2 separate regions of the Homo sapiens genome follow, and region 1 is linked to region 2. A link is a loop called in an ENCODE intact Hi-C map of the cell type or tissue named here. Cell type or tissue: GM12878. All regions are shown on one strand. Links, peaks and the distances in the headings refer to the core of each region. The heading gives the core; the rest is flanking DNA.

Region 1 (2,915 bases), core at 108-2,607, 74 kb after region 2:
AGGCAAAGCTTGTAGACACTGAGCACCTACGGCCTTTCTTCTCGTGGCAACACATTCCAGTTGCTGACAAAGTTCTAGGAAGAAACGAATGATCTCTCCGGCACCCAGCTGAAAAAGGAAGTGCAAAGTTTGGGAAAGGGGCCCATTCTTGGGTGATTTATCTACCATTGAAGAAGGGGCCTTAAGGAGGGCACATCCTTTGTCCTGGCTCCTTCCACATCACAGGGGGCAGGAGAGCCTCTGGATGTGTCCAGTTGCAAAGCAGCTGAGGCTGGCGATCTTCCCGTGATTTCTCACTCAAGTATTTGCCCTAACCAACAAGATGGCTTTAATCCATAAATGGCCCACAATGGGTTTGTCTCACATGCACTCGGTGCTGCCTGGGCTCCTGTTGGGTCATGAGGTGAGAACACGGTGCCCTGCCCCCTCGCCCTGCTGCAGTGCCACACGCATAGCCACCCTGCCCACCCTCCTTGCTCCTTCCCACCCTCCGCCTGCCCACCTGTCAGAGAAACTCTGCCTCCCCATGTCTCTCGGCTCCTGCGGTGGCCTCCCTTCTCCCTAACTCTTCTGTTACACAAACTGAGGCTGGACCTGAAAGCACACAACAACAATGCCATTTATCCCCATCGTTCAATCAGTCATTCATCTCTCCCACTACTCACGGGACCCTGGGCAAGTGACTTAACCTGTTTGTTAACATGGAATGATTGTGAGAATTAAATGAACAAATACATGGCCATCCATGGCATATTTTACATGTTCAATATGAGTTCATTGTTATCACTATTGATGTTTTCATTATAGTCTATGTTATCACTTATCCAAACATTTACTGAAATCAGCTGTGTGTCAGGTACACTCTACAGAGTATGGGAGGAAGAACGGCCAAGGAGGCCCATGTTTCAGCAGCTCCGCACTGGAATGGTCTGAACACCGCCCCTCTGTCTGTACTTCAATGGGCCACTTCCTGTAAAGAAAAAAATTCTTATCCAATAAAGCATTTCTTTGCAGAAGTCTAGAAATCCTTTGTATTCTCTTGGGTCATGACCTCTCTGTCAATATGATTTCTTCCCCTGGGTTAAAGGACTCTGCCAAACATGGGGAGCAGGCCATAATGAGAGATGGGGTGGTATGCATTGTCTGGGATGCTTTTCTTTGCCTTTGTCAAGTTGCAGAGAAGAAAGGCCTTCCGAGAACAGGGACAAGGCAGTCCCCTATCCCACAATGCAGACATGACGCCGCTGCATCTTCTGGTGACCACACCACCTCGTGGTCACCACTGGAACTCCACCCAACCTCCTAAAATGTGAAATTCAGCCGCAGTCCTTCTGTCAGAGTGACCTTGAGGACTACTTGGTGAGTGATATGGTTTGGATTTGTGTCCCCGCCCAAATCTCATGTCCAGTTGTAATCCCCAATGCTGGAGGAGGGGGCCTGGTGGGAGGTGACTGGATCACCGGGCAGATTTCTCCCTTGCTGTTTGCATGATAGTGAGTGAGCTCTCACGAGATCTAGTTGTTTAAAAATGTGCAGCACCTCCCCCTTTGCCCTTTTCCTCCTGTCCCTGTTATGTAAGACATGCCTGCTTCCCCTTCACCTTCTGCCATGATTGTAAGTTTCCTGAGGCCTCCCCAGCCATGCTTCCTGTACAGCCTGTGTGAGCCAATTAAACCTCTTTTCTTTATAAACTACCCAGTCTCAGGTATTTCTTTACAGCAGTGTGAGGACAGACTACTACAGTGAACAACACTGCCTAATTGAGGCAAACATTCTTAGAAATGAAAAAGGAAAACAACCCACTCCTCGGAAGACAGTATGTAATAGTGGTTCGAGCCAGATTGGAGTTTCACCTCCAGACGAATGAGCTGGGTGGCCTTGGGCACATTACACAGCCTGTCTAAACCAGTTTCCTCATCTGAACTGGAGTCATAATAATGCCTATCTCATAACGTCGATATGAGGACGGCATGAAGTTCCGGATGTGTGGTCTCATACATGGCCAGTTAGTACCTGCCACCCGAGCATCCTCTGTCTCCTCCTGCCCACCCCCTGCCACTGGATTCAGTGTCAGGAGTGCAAAGTCCATTCACACACAAGCCCCGTCTTGCTTGGGTCCATGAAAGCTGATGTTTCCCACACATTTCTGGAACCACCAAATAAAGTCCACACATAGCCGCAAATCAGTCCCAATCATGACTCCCATAGCTGGAGGGCCATACACACTGCACATGTCACATCTGCCTGCCTCTAAAGGGCCACCTGAATGGGGACATGGTGACAGCTTTATGGCAAAAGGTGGCCACACAAATTCCTCCCATCCCTGTACACTGTGCCCTTTGCTGAGAGGTTCTGGACACTGATGCTCTGGCCCTCTCAGGATTATAAGCACTACCTCAGGCTGGAAAGGAGTCCCTCCTTCACTCTGCTGTGCCCAGTCAGGAGAGCACTGCCAAGCCTCACTGGGACCCATTGTGTCACAGAGCAATAGAGGTTCTCCATCCCCACACAATTGCTTTCCTTCCTTGAAGTGGGTTTGAAGTGCTAGCTGCATGACATCTTCAGAGCCAGCATCCCATCAGGCACCTGATCCAGAACCCTGCTAACTCGCTCTGTCTGTTCCTTTTTTTCCTGGCCCCAGTGAATGCCAATTGAGGATAGACTTTGTATCAGTTATCTATCTATTACCAGGAAACAAATGGCTATAAAGTTAGTTGGCTTAACACAACAACCACTTTATTTGTTCATGACCCTGTGGGTCAGCTTAGCTGGGTGGTTTCTCTCGGGTGACTCATGTGGTTCCAGGAATCGTCTGATGGTTTGATGAGGGCCTGAGGGTCCAGGTGGCCTCCCTTACATGTCTGAGAGTTGGTGTCAACTGTCAGTCAAGTCTTTTTATCTCCTTGTGTCTCTCA
Region 2 (2,915 bases), core at 181-2,680:
CTATGAGCTCTCAGTGGTAATGGTGTGTCAATGTAGGTTCATTGATTGTAACAAATGTACATTCTGGTGCAGGATTTTTATGGTGTCTGTAGGAGAAGGCTGTGCATGTAGAGGGGCAAGGGATATATGAAAAATCCCTGTATTTTCAATTCAAATTTACTGTGAATCTAAAAATTCTCCAAACATTAAAGTCTATTAAAACTTTTTTTAAGTGTTTAGGATCTTTGATCCAGGATCCTTCTGGTAGGAATATATCCAAGAGAAAAGTCCATATGGGACTGAAAAAGCTCTGCGGTCAAGTACACTTATTTTTATGGCATTTATAAAACAGAAAAATCAGACGCAATTTAAATGATAATAATAGTAGTTATCACTTACATGGTGCTACTGGGTGAATACCCCACAATACAAGAATGAAGAAGTGAAGGAAGACTGGGAAGGCATGGCAGGCTGCCAATCCAGAGGATCACTAGGAAGGCCACCGGAGGACATGTACCATTGAGTGAGAAAGAATGCAAATTGAATGTGGTGAAGTTCACAACTGTGTAAAAACCCCCGCATGTGATCAAGGCAGGGAGAGAATGCACCCAGAGGAAAGTTATTCTGCTGTGATGATGTGATTAAGGAGATTTATTTTTATACTAAATTGTCTTTGTCTCCCTTTTTAAAATGCAAATGTAATCATGTTGCTTCCCTGTTTAAAATTCTTCAGGGGCTCCCAATCTTTCACAACAGTGGTTTCCAAATTATTTTTTTTCAGCACCAGAACCATTTATCAAACAAAACATAAGCCCCTTAGGAGGCCACACTAAGTCTTCCCAGATATAACAGGTGGCCCCCACCCAGCTTCACAGCCACCGAGGCTCAGGCAGCGGACAGGCCAGACTTCTCCTCTTGCCCATTCAGTGACACAGAGAGGGGCTCTCCTCTCTGAGGCCTCACTCAATGACCTTTGAAGTGTCCATTGCAGCACCTGGCATATAGCAAAGCAATGTGAAGTGAGCCCTGGTTGCGCTCTTTCTAGCTTACCTAACCTCACAGAGTCACAACTTTCTCAATGGCAAATGTAAATAGCACCGGCTTTTCCGGGTTGATTTAAGAATTCAATGGTGCCAAGCCCAGAGCAGGCCTCCCATAAATTAAGACTAAGTGGTTGTATAAATGAATGGGTTTGTGTAAACCTGTTGGCCTTTACATACGTGAGAAAGGAAAAAGGTCTGCCTTTGGGGGCCACATGGGGGCAGCAGAGAGCACCTCAGAAATGTCCTCAGGGCACTAGACAGGTTAAGGCTTGGCAGGATCTGGGGATGGGGAAGCAGAAGGAGAATGAGATGACACTAAGCCAGAAGCAGGGTGAGATCAGTCAGAAACTGGACGGGCACAGGAAAGCACCATAATGGAGTGTTGGTGCTGGTCCATTTTATGTGTCAACTTGACTGGGCCATGGGGTGCCCAGATATTTGGTCAAATATTCTGGGTGTGACTGTGAGGGTGTTTTTGGACATGACTGACAGTTAAATCCATAGACTGAGTAAAGCAGATGGCCCTCCCTAAAGTGAATGTACCTCATTCAATCTGTTGAAGGACTGAATTAAACAAAAAGACTGACCCTCCTGTAGAGAAGCAGCTCCTCTCTGCCTGACTCTCTTCATGCCAGTTCTTCTCTTGCCTTTGGATTCAGGCTTGGACTGGAACTGCACCATTGGCCCTCCCGGGTTTACAGCCTGCTAACTACACAGCTTGAGGCTTCTCAGCCTACATAACCACATGAGCCAATGCCTTCTAATACATCTCTAGATAGACAGACAGAAAGACATATAGATGACAGATAGATAATAGACAGATACATAGGCAGATGATAGATACATAGATGATGGATAGATAGATAGATAGATAGATAGATAGATAGATAGATGATAAATAGATGGATATCTTATCAGTTCTGTTTCTCTAGAGAACCTAGACTATTATAGGCTCATAGAGACAGGTCTGGGCCCCTGGAACCCTGGGGCAAGAGACTCTGCTGGACTGACTCCAGGTCTGAGTAAGAGACTATTACTCAAACTCCCACCTGCCTCCAGTGGATCTGGCCTGCTGTCCCCAACAACTCTAAGTGCTAGAGTTAAACTCAGGTTTGACATCCTGTATCTGAATCTACAGACTGAAGGTTAGCAGTTGTGTCATTTTATATCAGAGCACTATAATGCTGGAGGAGGTAGAAGGAAAGCTTGCAAGCAGCAGTTGTCACATGCTAGATACCACACATGAATTGCCATCTTTCACCCTTACAGCAGTTTTGCAAGAGATTGATGATTATTTTCCATTTTGCAGATGAAAAAGCCAAGGCTCAGAGAGAAAACATGCCAAGGCCATATAGCTACTGAACCAGAGGCCACAGCAAGAATGTCAACTGATTCACTGGGACACTCCTGGCTTAGAGCACCCTCCTCCCAGGACTTCCCAATGTAGCACCACCCGAAGCTGGCCTAGGCATGAAAAGGGCCCCAGGCCTGGGTACTGAGGGCAGGAAGGAGTTCAAGGGTAAGCAGTGACAGGGATTGTCAAAAGGGCAGGGAGGAGGTTAAGAGGGCCAGGCCAGCTCTGAGACACTGCCTCCCTGGGGCAGTGTCAGGGGCAGAAAGTGAAGTTCCAGTATCCATGGACCAGGGTAGTCCCAGGAGAGGGGACAGAGGGGAATTGAACTATACAGTCCCCTGACAAGCCAGCTGCTGATGTTCTGATGGATTACTGTTATCTGTAGTGTCTTCCAGTCCGGGAGTTTCAACTCCATTCATTCACAGCTCTTGAACAAACTCCCTGCGCTTCAAGTACTGCTTTGGTGCTGGATAAATGGCTACACCAAACAGACAAAAACACCCTTACCCTCAGGTGTTTTCTATGCTAATGACCAATAA

What was found. A loop is a pair of places that touch in the nucleus more often than their neighbours do. Peaks named below come from ENCODE experiments on the same cell type or tissue, not always from the same donor. Only the 100,000 strongest peaks of a DNase experiment are listed, where the experiment ranks them.
Region 1: it touches region 2 in a loop (11-fold over the local background); 35 of 110 quality-filtered maps call a loop at or near these places.

The regions. Positions count from the first base shown.
Region 1 is chr10:48,288,570-48,291,484 of GRCh38, forward strand. No RefSeq gene overlaps it. Among named protein-coding and RNA genes, the nearest start is that of FRMPD2, 15 kb to the left of the region's middle. In GM12878, for the core only: a CTCF peak has its summit at 1,259 (motif pointing left); a DNase peak (open chromatin) is centred at 1,270; H3K27ac peaks cover 233 bases.
Region 2 is chr10:48,214,415-48,217,329 of GRCh38, forward strand. The region is part of intron 12 of FRMPD2 (FERM and PDZ domain containing 2); the gene reads right to left. Among named protein-coding and RNA genes, the nearest start is that of FRMPD2, 59 kb to the right of the region's middle. In GM12878, for the core only: a CTCF peak has its summit at 1,243 (motif pointing right); a DNase peak (open chromatin) is centred at 1,287.